Regions from separate parts of the Homo sapiens genome. Here region 1 is linked to region 2. The links are chromatin contacts, found by Hi-C or POLR2A ChIA-PET in ENCODE. All regions are on one chromosome and are shown on one strand. The core of a region is the stretch at or near the end of the contact, and the rest is flanking DNA. Distances in the headings are between cores, read along the strand shown.

The links. A loop is a pair of places that touch in the nucleus more often than their neighbours do. ChIA-PET counts read pairs that join two places held with the same protein, here RNA polymerase II (POLR2A). Pooled maps may share reads with other maps.
Region 1: a map of PC-9 shows a loop between it and region 2 (7-fold over the local background). The contact joins the promoter of SKOR1-AS1 here to the enhancer-like site in region 2. A Hi-C loop is called at or near these places in 1 of 168 maps with a recorded cell type or tissue (PC-9), 1 of 37 single-sample maps with no recorded cell type and 4 of 50 pooled maps. POLR2A ChIA-PET finds 5 or more read pairs at or near these places in 1 of 52 experiments (Panc1).

What each region holds. Positions count from the first base shown.
Region 1 is chr15:67,835,623-67,840,504 of GRCh38, reverse strand. It overlaps SKOR1-AS1 (SKOR1 antisense RNA 1), which reads left to right and starts at 1,626. Exons shown (of 3, transcript NR_120345.1): 1 at 1,626-1,795; 2 at 3,072-3,415; 3 at 4,724-4,882. RNU6-1 (RNA, U6 small nuclear 1) reads left to right here and starts at 460; the gene lies at 460-566. RefSeq lists enhancers at 65-114, 1-522, 3,146-3,676.
Region 2 is chr15:67,118,753-67,124,204 of GRCh38, reverse strand. All of the region lies in intron 1 of SMAD3 (SMAD family member 3), which reads right to left. Among named protein-coding and RNA genes, the nearest start is that of SMAD3-AS1, 25 kb to the left of the region's middle. RefSeq lists enhancers at 2,831-3,270, 3,249-4,106. Within about 2 kb of position 2,989, at least 36 of the 41 ENCODE cell types and tissues checked have a DNase peak (open chromatin) inside an H3K27ac peak, as active enhancers do.

The DNA.
Region 1 (4,882 bases), core at 377-2,876, 720 kb before region 2:
GGAATCCCATGGGCACCATGGCCCCTCGCTCCAAAAATGCTTTCGCGTCGCGCAGACACTGCTCGGTAGTTTCGGGGATCAGCGTTTGAGTAAGAGCCCGCGTCTGAACCCTCCGCGCCGCCCCGGCCCCAGTGGAAAGACGCGCAGGCAAAACGCACCACGTGACGGAGCGTGACCGCGCGCCGAGCGCGCGCCAAGGTCGGGCAGGAAGAGGGCCTATTTCCCATGATTCCTTCATATTTGCATATACGATACAAGGCTGTTAGAGAGATAATTAGAATTAATTTGACTGTAAACACAAAGATATTAGTACAAAATACGTGACGTAGAAAGTAATAATTTCTTGGGTAGTTTGCAGTTTTAAAATTATGTTTTAAAATGGACTATCATATGCTTACCGTAACTTGAAAGTATTTCGATTTCTTGGCTTTATATATCTTGTGGAAAGGACGAAACACCGTGCTCGCTTCGGCAGCACATATACTAAAATTGGAACGATACAGAGAAGATTAGCATGGCCCCTGCGCAAGGATGACACGCAAATTCGTGAAGCGTTCCATATTTTTACATCAGGTTGTTTTTCTGTTTTTACATCAGGTTGTTTTTCTGTTTGGTTTTTTTTTTACACCACGTTTATACGCCGGTGCACGGTTTACCACTGAAAACACCTTTCATCTACAGGTGATATCTTTTAACACAAATAAAATGTAGTAGTCCTAGGAGACGGAATAGAAGGAGGTGGGGCCTAGGCAGATTCATCTCTGCGGTGCATTTTGCCTCTGGCCCTCGGGCCCTAGTTTGCGATCTTTCCCATCTTGCCTCTGCTTCCCTCTGCACAATCCTGAGTATTGCAGTACCTTACACTTAAGGAAATTTCGTCTTGCCAAAGTTGATCCATTTCAGCTCCGAAACATAACAGGAACTAGTGCAACGATAAACGTATGAGGAACTTGCAATAAGAGTGACAGAATCCTTTGAATCAAAAAAAAAAAAAAAGCCACCACTTAATGAGTATCTACCATATGTCAAGGGCTTCACCAATATTTCATTGAAATATTCCAGACCAAATAAATAAATAATAAAAGAAAAAAAGAAAAGGGGGAGGGGGCAGAAAAATAAAATAATGTTTAAAAAATTCCTGACAGCCCCACCCTGTGGGTTTTACTGTTTTACTGTCATCATTTTACACCAATCACTGAGAGGTAAAGCCTGATAAGACTTACAGAGGCACAGACCCTGAAAAGATCGGGACCCAGGTCTCAGGTAATTGAGTTACAAAAACACAGTCCCGAGTGGTAAGACAAAGAGGAAACAAAGTCCAACCACGTTCAGATTTCCTGCGATGACTTAGGCAATGTTTTCTGAAATATCTTTCCAACAGAAAAATGGTGCAACTGCTTTGCTAGTGCTTCAGCATGCACGTGGGCCCTGCGGCCACTGGGACCTCAGTCGATCTGCCGGGAGCGGCCGCACAGCTCCCAGCCTCCAGGCGCGCCGCAGGAGGACTGTTAGGCTCGAAGCCCCGGAGCCACCCAGGGACAGCGGCGGGTACTCTACCAGCGGGCGCTGGGAGCTGCCGGGCAGCATTCCATTCAGGACTCATTCCTTTTCTCTTCAGTGGAAGTGAAATGATCCTTTCCAGGTAACAGCCGAGCATAGGGGACTGCGGGACATCTCCGCCTCTTCCTTGGCTCTGGGCCTTCGATGTAAGGCGTTAGAGGACAATCTTTGTTGGCTGGATTTCTGTTCTTCCCCTAGAGATATCTGGTTCTTTGGAGGCCACTTGGGCAATTGGGTGAGTAGTTTTAAATGTCTCCCTTGGGATGCCAAATAAGAAAACGACCAATGTCGATGTGGCTCCCTCTCTTTCAGCACAGACAACCCATCAGACTGGAATATTATTAGTCTACGTATGTGGAAGGGGGTGTTATGGGGAGTAAAATAGAATCCAAGAGTGAAGGACTTGGCCCAAAAAGGACTGTTGAGATTGTTCTAAAGAAACTGGTCGGGCGCAGTGGCTCACGCCTGTAATCCTAGTACTTTGGGAGGCTGAGCTGGGAGGATACCGAGGTCAGGGGTTCGAGACCAGTCTGGCCAACAAGGTGAAGCCCTGTCGCTACTTAAAAGAAAAGAAAAGATTAGAACAGAAATTAGGAAAAAGACAGGCAGTTCCTAGCCCCAGAAAATCCAGAGACCTGGCTGACTTCCTTTCCTCTGCACTAACCTGCTGAGGGAACTTGGGCAAGTCTTCGCCTCTTTGGACACATAGAGTCAATGCATTGGCGTTGCAGGATGCCCTTCCAACCTCTGTGCTTCTAGATTCTTATGAATGTGTCTCCAGAAACTCAATAGTCCATGCATTGGCGTTGCAGGATGCCCTTCCAACCTCTGTGCTTGTAGATTCTTATGAATGTGTCTTCAGAAAGCTCAATAGTCCAGGCTTGAAAAAGCACCGGTTTGTCCTCCTTTCTGGGCCCCCTTTCTGGGCCCCTGGAGGAGAGGAGGGTGATGGACTGGGGTACATTTTGGGACTCTAAAAGCATTCCTGGCTTGAGTCTCAGGAAAGTGAATTCAGAGGGAGTTGTAATCTTTGCAAACACCAATACAATAGCACTTCTTGTATGCCAGGAGCTGTTCTCAGTGCTTTACATATATTAACAGAAAACAGTTCTATGAAGTAGGTACTGTTAATCTCCCTATGTTATAGATGAGGAAGCTAAGGCACAGAGAGATTCAACAACTTGCCCAATGTCACTCATCAATGACAGGGCAGCATTGAGACCTCAGTAAATCTGGCTCCAGAGTTTGTGCTCTTAGCCAAGCATCTGAGGATGGAGAGAGGAGATGAGGCTGTTTAGAATTCATGGGAAGAGCATGCAGATCCAGTTCTGCTTTTGTTGGTGTTCTGAATTCAAGGCAGGAGTCACATGTTTGCAACGGATCAAGGCTTTAGAGCAGGGTAGCTACGAATGGGTGGACCTGTGTGCCAGTGACCTGGAAAAGTATGACGGAGTGAAGGAATACCCCCTTTAGGACACAGTTGGAACAGGAACAAAGTTTTCCTTTTCTAGGTTAACAATCACTTACCTGATACCTGCTCCCAAAACGAATCCTATTGATGAAGGATCTTCTTTCTGAGCAGTAAACCTGTGTTTAATTAACCTTATGCAAATGAGCTTAATTGCTTATCAGTGGCTGTTGTCCAGAAGCACCTAGGGATTCCTTCCCTCAGACATTTTCAGCACCTAGATGAACCGCAAAGTTGGAAGCCTTTCATCTACACATGTGTTGTGTGCCTGTGGAGCCCTGGGCCCTGTGTTGAAGATTGCAAGGAAAAGCAAGGTGTGACCCCTGCTGTGGACTTACTTTCAGTCTTAGGGCAACAGACACTTACAACCAAGAATAACAAAGGGAGGTGAGTGCCCTGCTAGCCTCATGAACCGAGTGCCACTAGAACACAGAGTCACCTGTGCTCCAGGAGTTAAGGGGTCTTCTAAGTGGTGCTTTTGCACACAGGTTACCCTGATTTGCAGAGGAAATGGAGATGGGAAGGGACTTACTGCTTTCTCCCGTGGGGGTGAAAAATAAACCCACTTGATGCTGTCTCCAACGGCGGCTCCAACTTTGCTCAGTCTCTCACTCTGGATTTGCCAGAACAGGTGGGGATAGAGATCATCTTCCCACTGCGGATCCCAAGAGGGGCCCCGGCTTCCGTTCACTCTTGTCCCTTACCCCAGACCTGGGACTCCAGAGCCAGACCTCCTGTAGGCACCGCTGGGGACCAGGCCAAACCAAACACTCCAGGAGAACAGCCCACAGGATATTCTGTGTTCAACTGCCTCCTCCAACTTCCAGGCCCCACTTTTTCTCCCTGGGACCCCAGGCACCCTGGTCTGGGCCTTCGGGCGTTGGCTGTAATGCTTAAAATCTGTCGCAAGGTGGCAACATTGTGGCGAGAAATAGACTTTTTTTAAATCCTGGGTTTTTTTTTTCAAAGCATATTTTCCCTATTAATGTTTCATTTAACTTAATTAGAATCTGGTAAACTAATTAAAGTAGCTACGAGCCCCGCAATCAGCAATAATTAGTATAATTATTGATAATTACATCCATACCAATCGTTTGGTTATTAACATTTTTGGGGGGAACAAACCACTTCTGAAGGGACGCGAAGCCCGGGAGGGTTTTTGCGACTGAGCTTTCTGGGTCGGATCCGCCTACGACTCCAGTCCGCAGAGATTCCTGCCCAGATGGGGCGTCCCTTCCGGAGGGCCCCAGCTGCCTAGGAGCTTTTCCACTTTGGGGGGAGTTGGGAAGGAAGGGTGGGAAGGAGCATTTGCCTGGCTCCTCTGTCGAGCCGCAGCCACGGAACTTCCTGCCTGGGTGGTAATGGTGATGCCCATTTTACAGAGAAGAAAAGTGCAGCTTCCAAAGGTGCAATCCGCGGTGGGGAAAGGGGCCGGCAAACTCCCACACCCGCGCTGTCCCGCCCCGTCGCAGTTCCGCGGGCCCTGGCGCGGCCTGGAGACTCCAGTCTCTTCCTCTCTGGACCTCAGTTTCGCCACCGGTCCAGCGGAAAGCGGATCTGGTGGGTCCCATGCATATGAAACGTTCCCGCTCCCTAGAGGGGCCCTGCCCGGAGATGGCCTGTCCGGAGGCGATGCTTCGCCATTTGCCGGCGCCCTCTTCATTGTTATCTCCTTTGTGTCCGCTCTGGTCTTAGCCGTCGGAACATCCTGGGACTCCAAGGCTCCGACCCCCAGCGCAAAGGACTCTAGGGACTGGCTTCCTGGCTGTACCGCGCAGCGGGACTCCTCGTCTGCACAGCTTCGGGGAGGCCCAGAGCACGCCCCTACTAGCCGGCTCCGTCCAAGGCCCACCA
Region 2 (5,452 bases), core at 1,740-4,239:
CCAGCCTGCCCATGATAGCAAGACCTCTTCTCAACAGAAAAATACAAAAATTAGCCAGACGTGGTGGCCTGCTTCTGTAGTCCCAGCTAATCAGGAGGTCAAGGCTAGAGGATCATTTGAGCCCAGGAGTTTGAGGCTGCAGTAAGCTATCATTGCACCACGGCACTCCAGCCTGGGTGACAGAGGGAGACTCTGTCTAAAAATAAGAGACGAAAATCCAAAGGAACAAAAGCTTCTAAATAAAATCGACAACAACCTATTTTCCAGTGATTTGTTTCAGTCTATTCTACAGCATATCCGAAAGTTGGAAAGCAGGACACACTATTTTCCCTTTGTTTCCAGGCTTTTTGGATACTCTGGGATGTTTTATTATAGCTTTTCAGGTTAGCAGTTGAACCCACTGCTTTAAATGTAGAGGTCCTTCACCTAAAAAGAAGGCAAAGGGTTGCAGAAAAACATTGAGTATATTCTTTGGAAATGTCAAAAAAAGACTATTTCAAAATAAGTTTGTCCGTCTCCCAATTTTGGGGCATCCCGTCTATCTGAGTGCCTCCTATGTACTGGATTCTATACTGTAAAATTAGAATGCTGGCTGAAGGTGATGATAAGCTCATAATATTAATGGCTACTATTTACTAACACTTGTAATATGCTAGGAATTGCAGTCAATCTCAAACATGTTAGAATTCTTTTTTCCTTTTTTTTGAGACGGAGTTTTGCTCTTGTTGCCCAAGCTGGAGTGCGATGGCACAATCTTGGCTCACTGCAAACTCCTCCTCCTGGGTTCAAGCGATTCTCCTGCCTTAGCCTCCCGAGTAGCTGGGATTACGGGCGTGTGCCACCACACCTGACTAATTTTTTGTATTTTCAGTAGAAACGGAATTTCACCATGTTTTAGCTAGGCTGGTCTCAAACTCCTGACCTCAGGTGATCCACCCGCCTCGGCCTCCCAAAGTGCTGGGATTACAGGTGTGAGCCACTGCGCCTGGCTGATTTTTTTTTTTTTTTTTTTTTTTGAGACAGGGTCTCACTCTGTTGCCCAGGCTAGAGTACAGTGGCGAGTTCACTGCAGACTTTAACTCCTGGCTCAAGCAACCTTACACTGCAGCCTCCCGAGTAGCTGAGACCACAGGCTCACACCACCATGCCCAGCTAATATTTTTAATTTTTTGTAGAGATGAGATCTTGTTATGTTCTTGTTATGCTGGCCAGTCTGGTCTCAAACTTCTGGCCTCAAGCGATCCTCCCACCTCAGCCTCCCAAAGTACTGGGATTACAGGCATGAGCCACCATGCCCGGACGCAAGTATTTAAAACAAATTCACTGAGATATTTTATCCCTGTTTTACAGATGAAGAAACTGAGGACTTAGAATGTTTAAGTCCTTGTCTGAAGTCCCATAACTTACAAGTGGTGGGGCCAGGATTTGAACCCTGGTCTGTAGGATCCCAAAGCCCTATTCCTTACCACCCTACATAGGGACCACAGGGAACATCATTGCTCTGTGAAAAAAACCTATCCTTGTCTATGGAGTGATTACTTTCCTAAGAAAGTCAGGTAAGTCCTGGCTTGAAAACAAGTTTAAGAGCCAGCTCAGCTCTTAGCTAGATGCAAGACCCTCAGCATCCCCTCACCTCTCTGGACCTCAGTATTTTGGGCAATGAAACTAGTATATCATTTCCTGTGACCTCTTTTGGCTCTAACAAATGGCCAAAAAACCCAAGAGATCACCAGCTCCATAAATCCCCCGATAGGAAATGGGCCAAAGGATTACCGTACGGAAAGCAGTCCTGACTTGCTCATTCCCAAACTCTGGTGAGGAAACCAAGAGAAACCAGCCACCACCCACAGCTGACAGGGTCTGGGGGGAACAGCAAAAGAGCTGACCCGCACAGTACCCCCAGGCTAACTGAAGAGTCCCTGAAGCCTACAGATCAATTTCTCTTTTCTAAGAAGGAAAGGGGAGTATAACCTTCAGTTTCCTCATGTGTAAAATGAAAAGGTTTCATCTGTTCATTCTTCTAAGTGGTCAACTTAACCTCTGTAGGACTCAGCTTCCTCATCTACAAAATGGGGACATATGTCCGGACCTTAGACCAGTGCTACCCAATAGAATTTTTGGTGGTGATGAAAACGTGCTGCTCTATATGAGCTGATCTGATGGCCACTAGCCTACCCGTGCACTTGAAATGCGGCTGGTGTGACTGAGGGACAGCATTTGTAATTGTATTTAATTTTAATGACCCAACATTTAAATAGCCACATGAGGGTGGTGGATAGGTATCGGACAATATAGCCTTAGACTGTAGTGGCAGGAATGAAATCAGATGGCATTTGTAAACTGCCTAGCACAGTGGTGGGACACAAAGTTCTGGAGGAAAAACATGCATGAATATGCAGAGGTCCTATCAGTAGAGATTTTTTTTTAAGCAAAATTTCCTCATATCAAGAAATGGAGGCACTAGAAGCTGACAAGCACATACATGGATGTGTTAGAAAGACCCAGAGAAATCAGGCATACTGTAGAAACCATTCTCTCGGTGTATAGACTAAATGGCTGAAGGTCTGTTTTGTTTTCTTCACAAATGTTCTTGTCAGAAGATAAAAGAGAGCCGTTTTCAGCAAATCTAGGTTTTTATAACCCTAAACGCCCAGTACAAACTGCCCCAAGAGCAAGCTCTCTCTTCAACAAAACCTCCCGTCCTCCCAGGCAGCCACCCCCCGCCCATCTGCAGCCCTCCCCGGGGCCTCTGGGAGCTGCCCACCCAGAACGGAGTGCAACTGACATGTGGGGCACACCCTGCCAGGCACAGTCACTCGTGGGGGGAGAGCCACCCACGATGCCCTCAGGACCCACAAGGCCGGCTGGCAGTGGCCTGTGTCAGGAGTGCCCACCGGCACCCGCTGGCAGCCAGCCTGCGTCACAGCCCAACAGGAAACGAGGAGAAGAGAACACTGGGGCCGCGTGGAAATCCCCACTGGGCTCCACGCCGGAGGGTGACTCAGCGGGGCTGGCCAGCAAGCTGCCTCCCACCCCTCAGCCAGGACAGGGCGGGGGCTGCAGGAAACAGGCCTCCCGCCTCTCTGCAAAGGCTAAGAAGTACACATTCTTACATATTATTATGTTACAGATACAATCATGCCCTGCCTGAAAACATGCAAGACAAAGTCCCAACATATGAGATGGGGATTCAAGGTCCTTTTATAACAGAAAACGCACTTTCTCTAAGCAGGGGTGTCCGGTGTTTTGGCTTCCCTGGGCCACGATGGAAGAGTCGTCATCTTGGGCCACACATAAAATACGCTAACTAACGATAGCTGATGAGCTAAAAAATAATCGCAAAAAAAAAATCTTACAATGTTTTCAGAAAGTTTATGAATTTGTGTTGGGCTGCATTCAAAGCTCTCCTGGGCTACATGCGGCCCACGGGCCAGAGGGTGGACAAGCTTGCTCTAAAGGAAAGTCTTAGTTCAAGTCCTGGAGCAGCCATGAAGCTTGAAAAATTCCCTTCCCAATTTCCCAGGCCCAATTTCTTACCTGGTAGGGCCAGGGTGAGATTCCCACACTCTCCACGGAGTGTTCCCAGGCAACACCATTGCACAGTGCCTCTGCCCTCCTCGCAGCTAGCCCATCTGCCCTTCTAGACCACCCCACAGCACTTAGCAGTCTTAGATTATGGCGTTCATCATCCTAAACACAGACATTTTACCAGGCCTCCCACTCAGATACTGTCACCAGGACAGAGGCCATGCCTTACATCTCCAAAGTGAGTTTGATACATACAGGGGGTTTTAAAAATTATCCATCTATTGATCCAAAGAAACAGCATGGCATGTGTATAAGACTTGTTATCCTTGATACCCCTCCCCAACTCCAGGTCATGGCAGGGCTGCCTGAGCTGCCACAGGCTCTTATCACCTCTGTTCCCCACATCACGTTAAGCAGCCCAGGGCAAAGTCTGTCCCACACTGTTCCTCTTTTTCCCATAAAGTACCCAGTGTACTCCAGGGACTTACGGCTAGCAAAAGAAACAACAAGCAAGAAAGTGGGGAGGTCCTAGAAATCCACTCCTAGTGAGTTGCAAGAGGCTTACTAAACCCAGAGTCTTGGCCAGGGACAGTGGCTCACGCCTTTAATCCCAGCACTTTGGGAGGCCAAGGTGGGCAGATCGCTTGAGCTCAGGAGTTTGAGACCAGCCTGGGCAACACGGTGAAACCCCACCTCCACAAAATATACAAAAAATAGCCAGGCGTGGTAGCGTGTGCCTATAATCCCAGCTACCTGAGGGGCTGAGGCAGGAGGATTGCTTGAGCCTGGGAGGTCAAGGCTGCAGTGAGCTGTGATCGCACCACTGCACTCCAGCTTGGGTGACAAAGCGAGACTCTGTCTCCAAAAAAAAAATTCAAAGTCTTTACCCCTTGAAGTTACTAGAAAAATCCAACCTATGTTATTTCACTTTAAAAATATCAACTTGCTATGACTTTTTCCTTTCAGAAGCTCTCTTGGGCAATTCTACCTTTGGACTATAAGCTTCTTACAAAATAATTCATTTTTCCCATTCCCGAGTGTGTGCGGGTCTGAATTTTATGAATGTCTTTGGCAAGTCTGAGATAATTCAGCCAGGGTTCCATCCATCTGCTTCATAGACAGTTCCACTCACTTGGCCTCTGAAAGCACTCCATGCGCTCCCCACCCACGGTCAGCCCTTACCCAGGTCCCTCTCTGGCTCCCACTCTGTGGCACCCCCACCCCCGCCATGGCCCCAGCACAGCTGTGTGGCAAGAATAACCCAGCTCTCTGTGTCTACTGCCCACCTCCCATTGACTATGGGCCTCCCTGCAATGGGCTTCAGCCCCAACACTCCATCATGACTGCCCTTGCTAAGGTCACCTAGTGGCCTCCAGGTTACAGAATCTAAAACACATGGTTTTCAGGCCTTACCATTCTGGGTTCTCTGCAACATCTAGCACTGCTGCTCCTTTCCTCTTGCTGCAGGGTCTCGTCACTCACCTTCAATGTCACTGTGCACCATCTTGCTTTTCCTCTGTCTCTCCCTGCATTCCCTAAATGGGGCTGTTCTTCAGGTGCAGGTCTGGACCTTCTCATTCTACGCTCATATCCTCCCCAGCCCGGCCTCATCCATACAATGATGACTCACAAATGTATATCTCAGCTCAGACCTCTCCCCCAAACTCCACGCTCATCTATCCAGCTCCTTGGCCTGTGCTCCTGCTAATAGGTGCTCCGTAAATGTTTGTTGGTACACACCAACAGTTAACAAGCACCTGCTTGTGCATGATTCTGTGCTAGGTACAACAGGGGATGCATGTCCCTGAGCTCAAGGGACACAAAGAGGAAAAGTTAGGCAACATCAGAGAAAAGGCAGACCTCACCTGGCTTGGGTTCCCAAGGAAGGCACCATGGCAAAGACAGCATTTGGGTTGTGTCTTGA